Linked DNA regions of Homo sapiens: region 2 is linked to region 1. Evidence: read pairs that join two places in POLR2A ChIA-PET (ENCODE). Cell type or tissue: GM12878. All regions are shown on one strand. Links, peaks and the distances in the headings refer to the core of each region. The heading gives the core; the rest is flanking DNA.

Region 1 (8,997 bases), core at 683-8,682:
GACGGGTTTCACCATGTTGGCCAGGCTGGTCTCCAACTCCTGACTTCAGGTGATCCACCCACCTCGGCTTCCCAAAGTGCTGGGATTACAGGTGTGAGCCACCACGCCTGGCCCTCATGTGCTGTCTTAATCCAGGAGCTCTGCGTCTGTGGTTCCAACTGCCTGGATACACTTCCCTCAATCTCCCAGCTGCTAAGCCCACCACCACTCCACCCGGTTATGTCCTTCTCATGTTTTAGGTCTCACTTGTCACCTCTTTGAAAGAAGCCTTCTTTAATCCCATCTATCCTTCTTATGTGGACCTTAGCACCCACTTCTTCCCCTTCAGAGCTGTCCCCACACCGTATGAGCATTCTCTCACACTTTCTACCTCCTGACCAGTCTCCTATCTGTGTGAGGGTAGGTATCTCATCCATCTTATTCACTGCTGTTATCTGCAGCACCTTCACTAAAATGCTGAGATGGGCCGGGTACAGTGGCTCATGCCTGTAATCCTAGCACTTTGCAAGGCTGAAGTAGGAGGACTGCTTGAGCCCAGGAGTTTGAGACCAGCCTGTGCAACATAGTGAGACCCCATCTCTACCCTAAAAAAAAAGAAGGAAAAAAATTAGCTGGGCATAGTGGTGCACGCCTGTAAACCCAGCTACCTGGGAGGCTGAAGTAGAAGGATCACTTGAGCCCAGGAGGTCAAGGCTGCAGTGAGCCATAATGGTGCCACTGCACTCCAGCCTGGGTGACAGAGTGAGACCCTGTCTCAAAATAGAAAAAAAAAAATGCTGAGACTCAAAGATGGGTCAGCACAGAGAGAGGAGAGAGAACCAATGTTTGTCTCACCAACAAGAATAACACTCTGGAGAACAGGAAGCATGCTGAATAGCCTCGCAATCCCTTATGTGTTAAGCACACACTGCTGCTCCCCAAGTATTAGTATTTTTTCCATGACGAAAAGAAAGCTTTCTGTCATCTGAGAGAGTGACTCTAGTCTTGGAAGTCTGCTGCTAAGAAATGCCTCAGGCCTGTTCAGAAAAAAAATTAGAAAGCAGTGGGATAGCCTGGAAGAGCCCCCGTGTCTTTGGGTAACTGCCAGCACCCTGCTCTCTAAAGCCTCCCTACTCAAAAGGTGGTCCGAGCACCAGAGCTCCAACAGCAAGCATCTTAGCACTTGAAAGTGTGTTTAAAACATGGAATGTCACCCCAAGCCTGAACCAGGGTCTGCCCTTTAACACAATCCTGAGGTGCTTCCCACGCACAATGAACATGAGCCCGTGCTCTAGCATAGAAGCCCGGTGCCGACTGCAGGCAGACTGTACCAGGACTTTGGTTCTCCAAAGTGCAGGTAGTTGATGCTGTAGAGGTCCATGTCTTCAGTGTGCCAAGCAAAGGATGTCTTCCACATGCCAAAGTACAGGTATGGGGTGTTCACACCCTCAATGGTGATCCCACTCTCCTTTTCCACCAAGTCCAGGATTGTTCTCAGCCGGCCAATATTCCACTCATCAACATGCTGCAAAGGCAATGACAGTCCAGGGCAAGTTACATTTGCATAGAAACCGAGGCTCTGAACCTACAAATCAGAGTAGGTCACAAGTAAGCTGTCATCTCTGACAAACATTGGGAATAATGTCAAAACACTATGGACGTGAAGACCATAGCATTCCTCATTGACTTTCACGGCTACCACTGGAACTGACACCATTTACCTTCAAAGGGCAAATATTACTTTGTGAATACTAGTGTAGGAAAGATGAATAAAGAGATGACAGTCACCTGTTTGTTTTTTCGTTTGTTTTTGAGACGGAGTCTCGCTCTGTTGCTCAGGCTGGAGTGCAGTGGCATGATCTTGGCTCACTGCAACCTCCGCCTCCCGGGCTCAAGCAATTCCCTGCTTCAGCCTCCCGCGCACCTGGGATTACAGGCACCCACCACCATGCCCAACTAATTTTTCTATTTTTAGTAGAGCCGGGGTTTCACCATCTTGGCCAGGCTGGTCTTCAACTCCTGACCTTGTGATCCACCCGCCTTGGCCTCCCAAAGTGCTGGGATTACAGGCCTGAGCCACCGCGCCCGACCAAGAGTCACCTGTTTGAAACCCCAAGAGGAAAAGTTTGAACTGATGCTAAAGAAATTTAGGTCAAAATAGAAAAAAAACTCTATGACCACAAAAAAAAAAATCGCAAAACATGGGAACTATGACAGTGGGCCAGGTGTGGTGGCTCACGCCTGTAATCTCAACACTTTGGGAGGCCAAGGCAGGATTGCTTGAGCCCAGGAGTTCAAGACCATCCTGGGCAACAAAGCAAGGCCCAGTCTCTACAAAAAAATTACAAATTAAAAAAAGTAGCCAGGTGAAGTGGCATGTGCCTGCAGTCTCAGCTACTTGGGAGGGTGAAGCAGGAGGATCCCTTGACCCCGGTGTTTGAGGTTACAGTAATCTATGATCATACCACTAACCTCTAGCCTGGGTGGCAGGGCGAGACTCTGTCTCAAAAACAAAAGAACAAAAAACTATGGCAATGTTGTGGCTTTTTAGCCCTGATTTCCACCAGGCAGTGTCTTCATAAAAAATGTGGAATATCCTTTTCCCGAGTTGTAATGGCCAGCTGGGAGCCCATCTCCCATAACTAGGTCCTGTATTATTATTATGCCTGACTTTTGTAGCTCTCCATCCCAGATCCTTACAGCATCTTCCTGCCATTCATCCCTACAAGACTGACTTTCCCTGACCCCCAAAAACTGCTATCAACAAAACTGGAATTCTTTTTTTTTTTTTTTTTTTTTTTTTTTTTTTTGAGACAGAGTCTTGCTCTGTCACCCAGGCTGGAGTGCAGTGGTGCAATCTCGGCTCACTGCAAGCTCTGCCTCCCGCCGGGTTCACACCATTCTCCTGCCTCAGCCTCCAGAGTAGCTGGGACTACAGGCGCCCGCTACTGCAGGCTACTTTTTTTTTATTTTTAGTAGAGACGGGGTTTCACCATGTCAGCCAGAGTGGTCTCAATCTCCTGACCTCCTGATCCATCCACCTCAGCCTCCCAAAGTGCTGGGATTACAGATGTGAGCCACCACACCCGGCCTGGAATTCATTTTTTTAACTCTTCCAATAATTGATAAAAACATTAAAATATGGGCCAAGCGCAGTGGCTCACACCTGTAATTCTAGCACTTTGGGAGGCTGAGGCAGGTGGATCACCTGAGGTCGGGAGTTTAAAACCAGCCTGAGCAACATGGAGAAACCCCGTCTCTACTAAAAAATACAAAATTAGCCGGGCATGGTGGCGCATGCCTATAATCCCAGCTACTCAGGTGGCTGAGGCAGGAGAATCACTTGAACCCGGGAGGCGGAGGTTGCGGTAAGCTGAGATCGCGCCATTGCACTCCAGCCCGGGCAACAAAAGCGAAACTCCGTCTCAAAAAAAAAAAAAATTAAAATATGAAAACAATTATGAGTGATAATCCCTGAATGCCCTACTGTTTTTCAGTCATCTGAAGATATTCCCAAATATTCTCCCCTTTCACCATATTTAAGGCAGGATTTCAAGCCAATAAAAGTGGTTAAAATAGCTTTTGCCACAGAATCTTGTTTGAGGGTTCTGAAAAATCTAAATGTATTTCTCTTCTTAAATGTATACCCCTTTCATTAGATTAGTCAGTCATCTTTTTTCTGCAGAAACCACACTGCCTCATTTCATTATCTGAGAGCCAACCCACCCTTTCAAGAACTCATCAGCTACCACCCACCGACTATGCTAACAACCCTTGAAAAGAACACCACATCATCCAATTCACATGTAAAGCAGGAGAAATAAAATTCAGTCACATGCAAAATGGCCCACAATTAGGCCAGCACAGCAACATCAGCTGGGGGTAGATCATCTGTTCATCCACCCATTCACCAAACAGCTTTTAGGTGCCTACTACGTGCCGGGCCGAAAAAAAGGTATTACAAAATTACAAAAACACTGCACAGAGGGTTTCCAGTGAGCCTCACCTTTTCATAGAGGGTACCATTCACATCTGCACCATAGATTGGAGGATTGAATGTAAGATTTTTCCAGTATTTCCGCTCGAGCTCTTCAAACTCACTATAGCGTGGGGTACAGTACCTTTTTGAAAGTAAAAAGAAACATGTAAACCACTTACAGGGGTTTATTAGGCATTATGAACATTACAAGACATAATCCCCTATTCCAGTGACAGCAAGAATTTCAAATGAACAAGGCATAATCTTGGCCTTCAAGGCTCTAATACGTAGTCAGTCCCTCAACGTCCCTTCCATGAGCACTGGGCCTGAGGAAGCCTGAGGAAGGTAATGTACACACAGATGTAAACCGGTCTTCCTTAACAAGCACAACATCCTCAACTCTCTGAAGAGACTCTACTTAAACTACACCTTGCTAGATTCAGGTGGCCACCCAGGGAGAAAATGGGCTTACAGACCAAGACCCAAGGTCCCTACATATCCACAGACAACCAAAACCCAGCAGCATGTGAAGAGCTAAGGCTTTCCAACAGCATTCACCTCCCTGAACCAGCCAAAAGGAAGCTGCTCCAAGAGGGCTCATTTGTAAGTACCCCTGCTATATGCCCAAGCGCCCTACGCAGTGGCTGACACTCACCAAGTAATCACTCCTAAAAACAACAAATATTTTAGTAAAAATATAAAATAGCTCTAAAAATATAGATTTTTGCACATCCAATATTCCAATTAGGAAAATACGTACTCACATATACGCATATTTATATCTACCTATCTACATAAAGCCATAAAAATATCTACACTTTGGCCAGGGGTGTGGCTCACACCTGTTATCCCAGCACTTTGGGAGGCCTGGCGGGGGCGGATCACCTGAGGTCAGGAGTTCAAGACCAGCCTGGCCAACATGGTGAAACCTGGTCTCTACTAAAAATACAAAAATTAGAGGGGCGTGGTGGCACACGCCTGTAATCCCAGCTATTTAGGGTGGGGGCTGAGGCAGGAGAATTACTTAAACCCAGGAGGAGGAGTCTGCAGTGAGCTGAGCTAACTAACGCCACTGCACTCCAGCCTCGGCCATAGAGTAAAACTCTGTCTCAAAAAAAGAAAAGAAAACTATACCTTAAAAAAAACTATACAAGATCCTTGCTCTGCTGCCCAGCCTGGAGCACAGTGGTGTGATCATAGCTTACTGTAGCCTCGAACTCCTGGGCTCAAGCAATCCTCCTGCCCTAACCTCCCGAGTAGCCAGGACTGCAAGTGTACACCACCACATCTGGTGTTTTTATTTTTTGTAGAAATGAAGTCCTGCAATGTTGCCCAGGTTGGTCTCAAATTCCTGGCCTCCAGTGATCCTCCAACCTCGGCCTCCCAAAGTGATGGGATTATAGAAGTTAGCCAATGCACCCAGTCTAAAAATATCTATACTCTTTAGCTTAATACTGAAAATTTAATTAAAAAAAAAAAAACTTCTTTTAGATTCAAACTAGCCAAGTACAGTGGCTCATGCCTGTAATCCCAACACTTTGGGAGGCTGAGGCAGGAGGATCACTTGAGCCCAAGAGTTTGAGACCAGCAACATGGCAAAATCCTATTTCTACAAAAACTTTAAAAATTAGCAGAGCTGGCCAGCAGCAATGGCTCACGCCTGTAATCCCAGCACTTGGGAGGCCCAGGCAGGCGGATCACAAGGTCAGGAGATCAAGACCATCCTGTCTAACATGGTGAAACCCTGTATCTACAACAAATACAAAAAATTAGCCGGGTGGTGTGGCGGGCGCCTATAGTCCCAGCTACTTGGGAAGCTGAGGCAGGAGAATTGCTTGAACCCAGGAGGCGGAGATTGCAGTGAGCCTAAATAGCACCACTGCACTCTAGCCCGCGCCACAGAGTAAGACTCCATCTCAAAAAAAAAAAAAAAAAAATCTGACTAAGTAACTGCCTTACACTTTAATGTCAACCTAGGGAATAATAAATTTTAGAGACCTAACATTCTCTCTGAAATACAATTAACTCCCCTATTGTCAACTAATCTGTTTCATGAATTTAGGTTTTTAGGTTGGGCACGGTGGCTCATGCCTGTAATCCCAGCATTTGGGAGGCCAAGGCAGGCTGATCACTTGAGGCCAACAGTTCGAGACCAGCCTGACCAACATGGTGAAACCCCGTCTCTACTAAAAATACAAAAAAATTAGCCAGGCGTGGTGGTGGGCACCTGTAATCCCAGCTACATGGGAGGCTGAGGTAGGAGAATCGCTTAAACCTGGGAGGCAGAGATTGCAGTGAGTGAGATTGTGCCACTGCACTCCAGCCTGGGCAACACAGCGAGACTCTGTCTCAAAAAAAAAAAAAAAAAGTTATGTTTTTACTTTAAAGGTAATCTGCTATGTATTAGGACGAAAGGAATAGACATAGGGCTGGTTAATTTAAAAGGAAAACAAGTGTGCTAAAAGAAGAAAAAGCGAGACCAGCCTGGCCAATATGGTGAAACCCCATCTCTACTAAAAATACAAAAAAATTGGCCGGGCGTGGTGGCGGGCTCCCAGCTACTCGGGAGGCCGAGGAAGGAAAATCACTTGAACCTGGGAGGCGGAGGCTGCAATGAGCCAAGATTGTGCCACTGCACTCCAGCCTGGGTGACAGAGCGACACTCCATCTCAAAAAAAAAAAAAAAAAAGAAAAGAAAAAGCCTTAACAAAAAGGGAAAAAAGGCTGAGGAGACTGAAGCCCCTGGCTGAATTCCATGTGAGAAACAGAAGGCAGGTGAGTTTGCTCCTCATGTGTAGCAAAAATCAGACAATAAGGATGGCAGGAAGGATACAGCCTTTCACCTGCAGAGCCCCACATTTCTTCAACATGCCTTTATGTAAATTCTCTCATCGGTCAGCAGGTTGGCCAGCAAGGTAGATGTTTTAAGAGTTAAGGTTGGCCGGGCACGGTGGCTCACACCTGTAATCCCAGCCCTTTGGGAGGCCAAGGCGGGTGGATCACGAGGTCAAGAGATCGAGACCATCCTGGCCAACATGGTGAAACCCTGCCTCTGCTAAAAATACAAAAATTAGCTAGGTGTGGTGGTGGGCGCCTGTAATCCCAGCTGCTCAGGAGACTGAGGCAGGAGAATTGCTTGAACCCAGGAGGCGGAGGCTGCAGTGAGCCGAGATCACGCCACTGCACTCTAGCCTGGCGACAGAGCGAGATTCTGTCTCAAAAAAAAAAATAAATAAAAGGAGTTAAGGTGTCAGCCGGATGCAGTGGCTCATGCCTATAATCCCAGCACTTTGGGAGGCTGAGGCAGGAGGATCGCTTGAGCCCAGGAGTTCAAGACCAAACTGGGCAGCAAATAATAAAAAATATTAGCTGAGCGCGGTAGCACATGCCTATCTATACCTCCAGTTACTTGGGAGGCTGAGCAAGGAGGATCATTTTGAGCCTGGGCAGTCGAGGCTGCAGTAAGCCATGATTGCACCACTACACTCCAACTTGGGTGACAGTAGAGACGGTGAAACCCCGTCTCTACTAAAAATACAAAAATTAGCCAGGCGTGGTGGCAGGCGCCTGTATGTAATCCCAGCTACTCGGGAGGCTGAGACAGGAGAATTGCTTGAACCCGGGAGGTGGAGGTTGCAGTGAGCCGAGACTGCACCATTGCACTCCAGCCTGGGGAACGAGCGAGACTCCACCTCAAAAAAAAAAAAAGATGGAGTAGTCAGAGCTGAACAAGGAAACACAAAATTTATTCTCTGTGAATCTCAGGAAAAATGAGAACTAAACATTAAAAACAGCGGAGAAGGGCCAGGAGTGGTGGCTCTTGCCTGTAATCCCAGCACTTTGGGAGGCCAAGGCAGGAGGATCACTTGAGGTCAGGAGTTCAAGACCAGCCTGGCCAATGTGGCGAAACCCTGTCTCTACTGAAAATACAAAAAATAGCCAAGCATGGTGGCGCGTGCCTGTAGTCCCAGCTACTTGGGAGGCTGAGGCAGGAGAATCACGTGAACCTGGGAGACAGAGGTTGCAGTGAGCCAAGATCACTCCACTGCACTCCAGCCTGGGCAATAAAGTGAGACACCATCTCAAAAAAAAAAAAAAAAAAAAAAAAAACCAACAGCAGAGAAGAACTGAAAACAGGCCTACACAAAGAAAGATATCTCTAAAAGAGACAGGAATGTACAGAGAAAGAAGGAGTGACAGAAAATAGCAACCAGCTTGGTGGTTTACTCACACTGTTAATGTCAAAACAGAAATGAGCTAGCAGGCTGGATGGGCAGTGAGAAATTCCAGCACAATTAAACACAGAGCATCCCGAGAGAGAGGAAGTGGAACTAAAGCACTTTTGATGAGCAGGTGGTTGATAATACCCAGCAAAAGCTCCTTGTGCACCACATCCAACTTTCTCCTTGCAACTTTAGAGTCAGAAAATGATTCTACTTCTGATGGAAAAACAATGGGATTTGTTGTTATAAGAACAGGAACAGGTTTAGACTGGGACACAGTCCTGAGAGGAGGGAATGCTTCCATAAAAAAAGCAGAAAGGGAGACAGCTAGAACAGAGCCATCCTGCTGAAGACACTGTTCATCAGGACAGCAGCAGTCCTGGAGATGCTAGGAGGATGAGACACCAGGGTCCTAGGTGCTATGTCAGGTAAGAAAGGGTTTCCACTCACTTATCGCTATTGGCTATCTTGCGGAACTCTCGAACAGTCATGGCTTTCTTCTGTATGTTGTACTGAGTAAAGAGGCCAGACTGCCCCGTCACCAGCTGTTGAATGGGGGCAGGAATGACCAAATCATCAATGTCATCATAGGATGCTCGTGGCTTCCACTCTTTTGGAGGAACAACCTGAAGGGAACACAAGAAACAAAAAGACAGATGAGAAACCTGGCAAGCCAGTCAGAGTCCAGGAAGCATGTAGTTACCAGCCAACCTAACAGTCAATTTTACTAGACAGTTACTTTGATTTACCCACATTCACCAAAACACAGTAAGTCACAGGCATGCTAACCCTGATCCACTTTTGCCACCAACCAGC
Region 2 (8,997 bases), core at 307-8,306, 91 kb after region 1:
TGTCGGTGATGCGTAAACCGTAAAGGTCCCGGTAAACAGCTGAGTGCTCAGGGGCCTGAGTCCACTCCATGAAGGGCTGTCCCTGAAAAATGTGCACGGAATAGCCTTAGCACCCTTCTAAATGGTAATGGGATAAGGCCAGCAACAACTGAGGCCAACGGTCCCAGGCCAGGTCAGGCAGGGAGGGGAGAGAGCCCAGTTATTACTGCAGAGGTGGGATGGTTGAGGCCCCTTAGGTGCCATCTGGCTCCATCCCAGGAGCTGGACCCTGGGCCCACGACCCTGAGGTCACAACTTCCAGGTGGCAGGAAGACAAATAAGGAAGTCTTCCTTGGACCTGGAAAGCAGAAGGAGGAGTGAACATTAGAGCAGATATTAGCCTACAGGGACAAGTGCCAAAGGTCAAGTTCATGAAATCATTCACTTGACAAGGGCTCAGAGAAGACCTGTCCTACAGCTGACCTCACCAAGTGTGATCAGACCCAGGCCCTCCCTGCAAGGCCTAGCTGAGCAGAACTGGAGCCAGATGGTGACAATGTAAAGCAAGGTGAGGCCTGAGGCAGCAGCCAGAGGCTGAGCAGGGTGGAGGTTTTCAAGTGGAGCAGCCGGAAGGTGAGCAGAGGGCCGGAGGTGGGCAAGGACCAAGGACGGGTCAGCACAGCTCAGTGTTAGGAGGGTCAAGGGCACAGAAAGTAGAAAGAGCTCCATGAAGCCCTTACCAGAGGCCAGGCCATCAACTCAAGGTTTGACTGCCATTGACTCACTCACTGCTTACTGTAACTCCTTTTCAAACATGAGAAAACTGACACACGAAAAAGTTAACCAATGCCAGAGAGCTGGTAAGTGGTGTAGCCAGGACCCGATGAGACACGGGCAGGGGAAGACCAAGAAGGGCCCTCTAAGCCTTGCTTGGGAGCGTCACTTGACCAGGTAGGCAAGGAGACACCACTGAGGCACAGGAAGGTATGAGCAGCAAACCTGACCTACAGGATGATGGATTCTCGGGAGGGCCCGGAGGCAGGGAAAGCAGTGTCTGGTGCCTGGGATAGGACTGACGCAGCAGGAGGGGAGAAGGGGGCCAATTTGAGAGCCACGAGGGTGGTACATTTGAGAGCTCTCAAACCAACTTGAGACCCATGTTCCAGGTTGGAGGGTGCCACTTATGGAAAGAGGGTACAGCTGTCTGAAAAGAAGGTCATCACTCATCACTGATCACCACTGGTCAGGGTGACCAGAAGGCAGGTCGAATTTTGGATCTAGAGCTCAGGTAAGAGGTTTGGGCTGGAAAGACTAAAGCTAGAGTTGCAGGTGAGGAGATGGCAGTTGGAGCTTTAGGAGGGGGTGAGCTCGTCCAGGGCAAGGCTGTGTCCATAGGGCAAAGGCAGGGCTTGGTGGAAGGGAAGATGCTGCTGCAGGGAAGGGGCACTAGGAAGAGGGAAGTCGCAAGAGACAGAGCCCTGAAAGGCTAGGGAAAAATGGGAGTGTGGTTGGGAAGGAGGGAGGAATGTTAGCTGCTGCCGAGAGGACAAGGAGGATGGGGCCTGAGTGGCATCCAGTGGAGTGATAGGCAAGGAAGGGGTGGCCCAGGGCCGGGCACCCCAAGCACTATATAAATACTAGATGAACCAATGTGTGAGCGAGCCTTCCCAGAGCTGCTGCCAGACAAGTCCATGTGGTTCTGTGGAGGGGCCCAGGCCAGCAGGGAGGAGCGTCTGGCTGCTTGGGGAGCCTGCCTGGAGGAACTATGAGAAAATGCAGAGGAGCCGAACCGTGCTGGCCGCTGTGCTGCGCTGGGCAGCGGCCACAAACACTGCCGGCCGTTTGCTGCCTTGATTATGGCTGTTTTAATTAACTGCGCTACAGCTGCCTCCATCTTGTTGAGTTTTAATTAAATTAAATGAGCTAACACTTCGTGGGCTGTCTCAGGCGGCCGTGGCTGGGGCCAGAATCTTGCCCTGCTGGGCAGCTTGTCTCTCCCTCCTCCTGCTGGGCACCAAGGGGCTGTGAGGCTGGTGGGAATTGATGGGGAGGGGCTGGCATCCCAGGGAGTGGGAGGGCACCTCTGAAGCCTGCAGGCCCCTGAAAGGGGCAAGAGTCATGTCCTCCTTTTCATCATTGACATCACAACTGACAGGCAGAAGGGGCTCTGGCCGGCACTGGCCATCCTGCCCGAGGCCAACCATCCCATAGCTAGCAGGAGGGCTTCTGAAGCAAAGACTATTGGTCCAGGCCGTGCTGGCAGCAGATGCAGAATGCAGCCAAGCTGATTCTGAGCCTCTTTTCCCGCCTGCTCTGTTCCCACAAAAACTGAATCAATTATCCTGGCAGGAGCCTCACAGGCAGATCGATCAATGGGGTGACACCTCCCTCCTGCACGATGGCATCCTTGCTCCCAGGGCTCCGAGCTGGCTCGACGGAGACATCCAGAGGAGACAGGTGGCTCTGGTGGTCGAGGGACAACAGCAAGTCCCCTTAGTTCCAGGCCCCTGAGATCCAGCCTTTTGAAGCCTGATGAATCAGGCACCTTTAGCCTCTTTTCCCAGCTAAGCCCTGCCATCTGAGGAAGCAAAGAGAAGCATCATCCAGGCCCTGTCTCAGGCCAGGCTACAGGGAAGGAGGAGGGTGAACATCCATAGAGCACCCTTGAAGAGTCCACCACACTGGCACATCACATGTGCTGGGAGGGGCAGAACTGGCCCAAAGTCTGGAGTCTGACAATCCGAAGAAGGTAACGGCACAGCCAACCACGAGCTCTCTTCCCTGAGCCAGGCACACCTGCAGTAAGACCCAGCCCACCCCACCAGGTACCCTCCGCTCAGCCCTGGAGGTGCCCAGGCCCAAGGGAGTAGGCTGTGCTGGGATCTGACAAGACGCTTGTTCTGAGGTCTGCATGGCCCCTTGACCCCTGCCCTCTGCTCACCTGAACGCAGCTGCTTGATGCGGCCGTTGCTCGTGGCAGGGTCTACAGGAAGGAAGTCCTTGAACCAAGAAATCTCAGGGTCTGGATTTCCGCCTGCGGCACATAGCATGGTGGCTGTGCGTGCCTTCTCCACCACCTTCAGCTGAGGCCCCATGTCGATGGAAGGGAACCCAGGGGGCAGCTGTTCCTCTGCAGACAAACAGCAATGTGTGTATTAGGGCTGGCTCTGCCTGCCCCCTATGACCCCTCTGGGGGTAACCTCCCCAACTGCAGGTTGGCCAGGGCCCTCAAGACTCCCCTCCCCTTTCCTTGACTTCTAAGCATGAAGCATACCCCGATTTGAGGAACCAGGGTCCTAAGTCTCTTTGGCAGGGCAGAGGCTGCAGTGGGGCCCACCCCTGCCCTGTCAGGGAGTTTCCAGGTCTGAGAGGCAACGCCTCAGACTGAAGGCGTCAGCACTTATCTCTCCAGGCCCTGAGAAGAACGAGAATCAATGCTCTGCTGGTCACAGCAGAAAGCACTGCATGAATGCTGGGGCTGCAGGGGGTGGGGGGGGGGGCTAGCAGGGAGCTCGCGCAGCATCCAACAGCCACAGCTCAGCCTGAAGGCCTCTGTGCTGTCCAGCCCCCTCTCCCCTGTCCGCACACACAGTGTTCCCTTCATCCAGCCTTCAGCTCTATCACATGGCAGAGCCCCAGGTCACCGCCTGGTCTCTAGCCCTGACCCGGGGCACCCCCAGCCCTACCAATGATCCCCTTCTAACTCCGATCCTGACCTTGACCTATTCGTTACTGCAGCCTTGACCTTGAGCTTTCTCCCTCACTTAGTCCTGACCCTGGGAGTCACGGTCAGGGCTGCAGACCATGCCTGAGTGTGTGGAGGCAAAGGAGATAAAAAAGCTCTAAAGACACAAAAAGTTGGTAGGGGGAGAAAAAACTCCCTCCTGGCTGCCTTCTCCCAGCTTGCTAGGGGTTGGCGGCACACAGAGGAGTCACTAGCATAGAGTAAGAGGAACAGATGTCAGCAGCAAACCCACTCCCACTGTACATGGGCTCCCATATCAGCCCCGAGGGGCTGCAGGGCAAGGCTATCTACTCTCCACCCCTTGGAAGCACAAGTCCAGGACAGGCTCAGGACTAGTATAGATCAAATGGGACTCCCACGTTCACCACGAACTAGCTTTAGGGCCTGGCATGTTACTCATTCTTTGTCTCCTTTATCTGTACACAGGGTTCAAGTGCCCACCTTGATGGTAAGGCTACTGTGAGGTCTGTATCTGATCATGCATGCAAGGTGTTGCGGAGCATCTGATGCGGAATTCACTCCCAGTGAATATTAGCTGGTGTAACTAGTAAGGGCTGAGCCACTGGGGCAGACAGGTATTGAGACTAGAGTCGGGAACTCCCTTTTCCACTCTAGGCTGGTGAGAGGCCCTTCCCACTAGGACCAAACCACCAATTTTCTTTTTCTTTTTTTTTTTTTTTGAGATGGAGTCTCACTCTGCTGCCCAGGCTGGAGTGCAGTGGTGCGATCTCAGCTCACCGCAACCTCCGCCTCCTGGGTTCAAGCAATTCTCCTGTCTCAGCCTCCCGAGTAGCTGGGATTACAAGCGCCCACCACCACGCCCGGCAAATTTTGTATTTTTAGTAGAGACGGGGTTTCACCATGTTGGCCAGGCTGGGCTCGAACTTCTGACCTCTGGTGATCTACCCGCCTCGGCCTCCCAAAGTGCTGGGATTACAGCTGTGAGCCACCAGGCCCCATCCCAAACCACCAATTTTCAAGGCCTCAGCAGAGTGTCTCTCCCAGTGTGGATGCCAGACACACCCAATGTGGGGCAAGGGGAATGTGTGTTCTTTGTCTGTCTCCTGGGGAAGGCGGGGAGCTGGGCTCATGGTGGGGGAGACCAGCACCACTCTACCTCCTTTCCACAAGCCCAGCACAAGATGGGTGTATGGGAACATGTGCCAAGGGAAGTCAGGCTTCTATGCCAGAGTAAAGGCACATGGCATCCTCAGACATGAAGAAGGTAAAGGCTGGCAGAAACTAGCCCTCCCTGGAGCCTCTTGGAGACCCAGGGAGAGCGACTGGGGGGCGGGTAGAAGAGGGAGTTGGACGAGCCCCAACAGGCAGGAGCAAGATACCTATCTATCTGCTGCCAGTCCCAGGGGATGCTCCCCAAGGCTCTAGCTGCCAGGGACATCCCAAAGGGACTGTGGCCCATGAGGAGCAGAGGTCTCAGGCTAGAGAGCAATAGGATTCCCAGCACGGCCTTGCCGCCCCAGCCTTTCCTGGGACCTGGCTGTACGTTTCCCCACCTGCAGCCCTAGAAGTTCTGGATATAAACCCAGTGTCTCCTTGGCTGTAAATATGATCCCACAGTGCCCTTTCAGATTTTTAAAAGTAAAATGTTCAACAGTGGCAAGAGAAGGGAAGGAGGACGGAAATGAAGAGGACTGAGATGCACCAGGCAGGGGATCAGCCTCCTTTGGCCCAGCTGCTGCTTGCTTCCATAGGAAGGCCTGAGGGGGACCAGAGGTGCAGGGCTCACCTCCCCAACACCTGGGGACACTCGGGGCTGCTAGGGCCATCCTGGGTGCCCTCCAGAGCACCAGTCTAACTCTTTCAAGACCTCATTCCTACCTGCCCAGCTCATGGGGAAGACGTGGCCATGGCCTGCCAGAGTCAGGGCCCAGGAGTCAAGTGGCCTTCATCTCCACCCGCAGATAGGGAAGGGAAGGGAAGTACAAATGTGTGCAGCCCTGTGTCTCGGAATCTACTCTGAATTCCTTACACGAGGAAGGTCTTTGGGATTTACGCCAAATTAAGGACAATTAATTTTCCTCCCTCAATTATCACGCCCTCAGTGGCTCTGTCCTTGGCTCAGATCATCCCTCAGGCACTGCCGCCAGAGCCTAAAACCAGAATGTGTGGAGAGCTGTCCATAAAACAGCGGGACCCAAAAGCCAGTCCCCTGTGCCAACTAGGCTTCTAGGCAGCACTCGGAAGTCTGCCACTCTGCCACCCGGGAAGGGAAGTGGGTCTTACAGGAGGGCTCCAGCCCCTCAGGAGCGACTTGCTGCTGCCTCTTCCTTCTCTCCCATCCAGGCGCCTCTGAACATTCAACTCAGCCAAGTACAGCAGCCCTTTCCTGACGCCCACCATGCGCCTGGCCTGGCTGAGCACTGGGCATCCTGGTGTAAACTGATCTATCAGCCAGACTGGCACACTTACCACCTTCCCCCACGGGCACCCGCGGAAGCTGGGTCTACCGCAGCCTCAACACTCAGGCTGAGGACCTGGGCAACTCCTCAGATGATGTCACATGATCACTCCAAACCCATCAACAACTGGGAAAACTGAGACCCAGGTATGAGGGACAGTAAGATTTATGAAGCATTTACTAGGTTCCAGGTACTATGTTAAAATGCTTTACAAAATGACTTAAATCTTTACCAAACCCTTATGAGGTACATGGGCAACCAGGGGCTGAGAGAGATCTAGACATCTGGACACCTGCCCAAGGTCACACAGCTAAATCGGAGGTGGGGCTGGGAGGAGACCGGGTGGTAGGCCCCCAGCCCCAGCGCTCTAGGCGTGAACACCCCGCGCGCGAGAGGGCCGGCAGCCTCCCCCACACCACGCCTCGGCCGGCACGGCTCAGGCTCCACTGCAGAGCCCCGCACACGCGCCGCGGCGTTTGCATCTACCGCAAAGCGAACCCCAGGGTCCCCCACACGTGGACAGTCGCAAGCACCCACCCATTTTCCAACCCCGGGATGCACCAGTCACGCTGAGTCCCCTCAAATCGCCTCCTGTTGGCGCCGAAGGGGAGGAAGGGCCCCTCCCCGCTCCAGGCCAGCCGGTAGCCATGGCGACGGTGGAGCGGCGGGCGCTGCCGCGGAAGGGCTGCGTGTGCCCGAGTCCGTGCAGGCGCGCGCGTCCGCTGTCCGCCCTGGCACCGCCCTTCCCGCCCCCGCCTGGGTGGAGCCTCTGCGCCCCTTCCCAGGCCCCGGCTCCTCAGCTCCAGGGAATCCTCCCACTAGGCTTTCCCGCTTCACCGACGCGGCCCTCCCCTCCACCCCCAACCGGGTGCCCTGCACAGTGCGGGGAGGGGCCATCTGCCTCCTCAGCCTCAGCGCCGGGGGCGTCTGCACTACGCGTCTCAGGGCCATGGCCTGATAAGAGGGTGCCCTGGACGGAAGGAGAAGCCCATGGGGACTTCAGGGGCCTTCAGAGGTACCCAAGAGCCCGAGTCTCCACACCGTTTGCGGATTCTACCCGCATGCATAGACAACATGCACACACATTCCCTAGGGTCTCCCCGGCTCACGCAGATATGTGTGCAAGGTGGGGAGTGTGCACGTGTGTGTGAATGCCTCCTGCACCTAACTGCGCTGGCCTTTACCCACTGCAGCAAGGAGACCTGTCCCCTTCCGTGGAGAGGTTTGGTTGCCCCATGGGCAGAAGACGATGACAAGCCCTAGCGAGGGGAGGGTCGGGGGTCGATGGTGGGAATCCAAGGTTCAGAAGTGGATGAGCGCTTGGCTAACCTCCCACAGCAGTGTTGGAGCTGATCGGTTTGACTCCACAGCTCACTTGCTATCTTGGTGGCTTCCTGGAGGAGGGAGATTCAAGAACAGGAAACACATGAGCATGGGAGGCAGAAAGCTTTCCAGGGAGGAGGGGAAAACTGCCTTTGTAAAGGCTGTTGTGGGGGAAGGTGGTGGGATGACAGTACCAAGGCGAGTCTGGTGGGAGCTGGGGCATGTGTTGGGGTCCTGACAGAGGAGCCTAAGATGGGGGTGGAGGCTGCTGAGGCCCCCTACAAAGTACACACAGGTCTCTTTGTCCAGCTCAGCCTTGGACGCCTGAGGGTGAGTCTCTGGGCCAGAGGGAGGGGGCTGCACCAGGGAAGCTGACAGATGGAGACGCCTTGCAGGGTCCTGGGGCAGGCAGCACCGTCTGTCAGTATGACCTTTTCACCCATGTTTACCCAGCTTCGTGGCGTCTCCGTGCAAACGCAGGCACGCACCCGCACACACAGACACAGGCCCCCTGGGGTGGCACCGTCTGTGAGCCTGACCGCCTCCCCTAAGCTTGAGTGTTGGGCCTGGCCTCACCCTGCCTCTCAACACACAGACACCATAGAAACATGCACAGCCAGGAACCCACAGAAATATACATGGAGAAACAGACAGGTGTAAAAATAGAAACCTACATGTGCATGTGGAGGGGCACCTGCAGTGACTAGCACCTGTGGAAACAGGCGCATGCAAGCAGATCCAGAGGCGGTGCACACAGAGACACGCAAACACACATGTGGAGACATGCACAGCCAGACACACCTATGCCAAAACACGTGCGCCTGGAGACACATGCAGGGACGAGACACATGAAGGAACCTCGTAGGTGGCAGGGCTGCTGGCTCCCCCTGCCCTTCAGCCGCTCCACAGAAGCCAAGGCCACCTCCAGCAGCTCCATCCTCAGCAGGGCCAGAGCCAGACGCCTTCCAAAAGTCGAAGGCTGCCAGATCTGCACGCTCCCACACTCTCCCAGAGAGCCCAGCCCCACCCCCAGGCTTCCAGGCAGTAAGGGGGGCCTGGGGAGCCTTGGGCCCATCTCCCTTCGCAGCTTTGAGTCTCGATTTTCAGCTGTTTTTCCAAGAGCAAACTCCCACCTCTTCCAGCACTCAGATTTCATCAAACTTGGCATCTTAAAAGCCTGTTTTGTTTTTCAATCTGAGCTGTTTGGGGCCTGTTGGCAGGCACGGCGTCCCCCTCCCAGTCATCCCCTCCTTCCTCGGGTTTCCCTGGCACCCCACATCGCCCTACTCAACCCAGTTGAGGCCTCCCCACCACAAGAACCCAGGGGCCATGCCCTGCGCATACACCCGACCCACACTGGAGTTCCAGACTCGGGCCCACACTGGACTCTCCTTCAGTGGCTCCCCAACCTCAGTCCTACTCCAGGGAGACTCTTGTCATCCATTCACTCCCTAGGTTCGGGCCCTTCCAGTCACTACAGACACTGATAGCCTCCCTCTCACTTCTCAGCCCTGCTGTCTCCCAACACCA

The links. Peaks named below come from ENCODE experiments on the same cell type or tissue, not always from the same donor. Only the 100,000 strongest peaks of a DNase experiment are listed, where the experiment ranks them.
Region 2: POLR2A ChIA-PET joins it to region 1 with 10 read pairs; 18 of 35 experiments call an interaction of 5 or more read pairs at or near these places.

What each region holds. Positions count from the first base shown.
Region 1 is chr1:43,655,401-43,664,397 of GRCh38, reverse strand. KDM4A (lysine demethylase 4A) reads right to left here. Exons shown (of 22, transcript NM_014663.3): 3 at 8,632-8,807; 4 at 3,986-4,100; 5 at 1,311-1,504. LOC124904165 (a long non-coding RNA gene) reads left to right here. Exons shown (of 3, transcript XR_007066050.1): 3 at 1-768. Among named protein-coding and RNA genes, the nearest start is that of KDM4A, 9.8 kb to the right of the region's middle. RefSeq lists enhancers at 78-157, 3,264-3,939, 3,940-4,616 and a silencer at 3,646-3,940. In GM12878, for the core only: no CTCF peak of the experiment used is centred there; a DNase peak (open chromatin) is centred at 8,230; H3K27ac peaks cover 199 bases.
Region 2 is chr1:43,563,702-43,572,698 of GRCh38, reverse strand. It overlaps PTPRF (protein tyrosine phosphatase receptor type F), which reads right to left. Exons shown (of 34, transcript NM_002840.5): 6 at 2,921-3,109. Among named protein-coding and RNA genes, the nearest start is that of PTPRF, 37 kb to the right of the region's middle. RefSeq lists a silencer at 6,811-6,960 and an enhancer at 6,805-7,600. In GM12878, for the core only: no CTCF peak of the experiment used is centred there; DNase peaks (open chromatin) are centred at 3,332 and 6,887; H3K27me3 peaks cover 223 bases.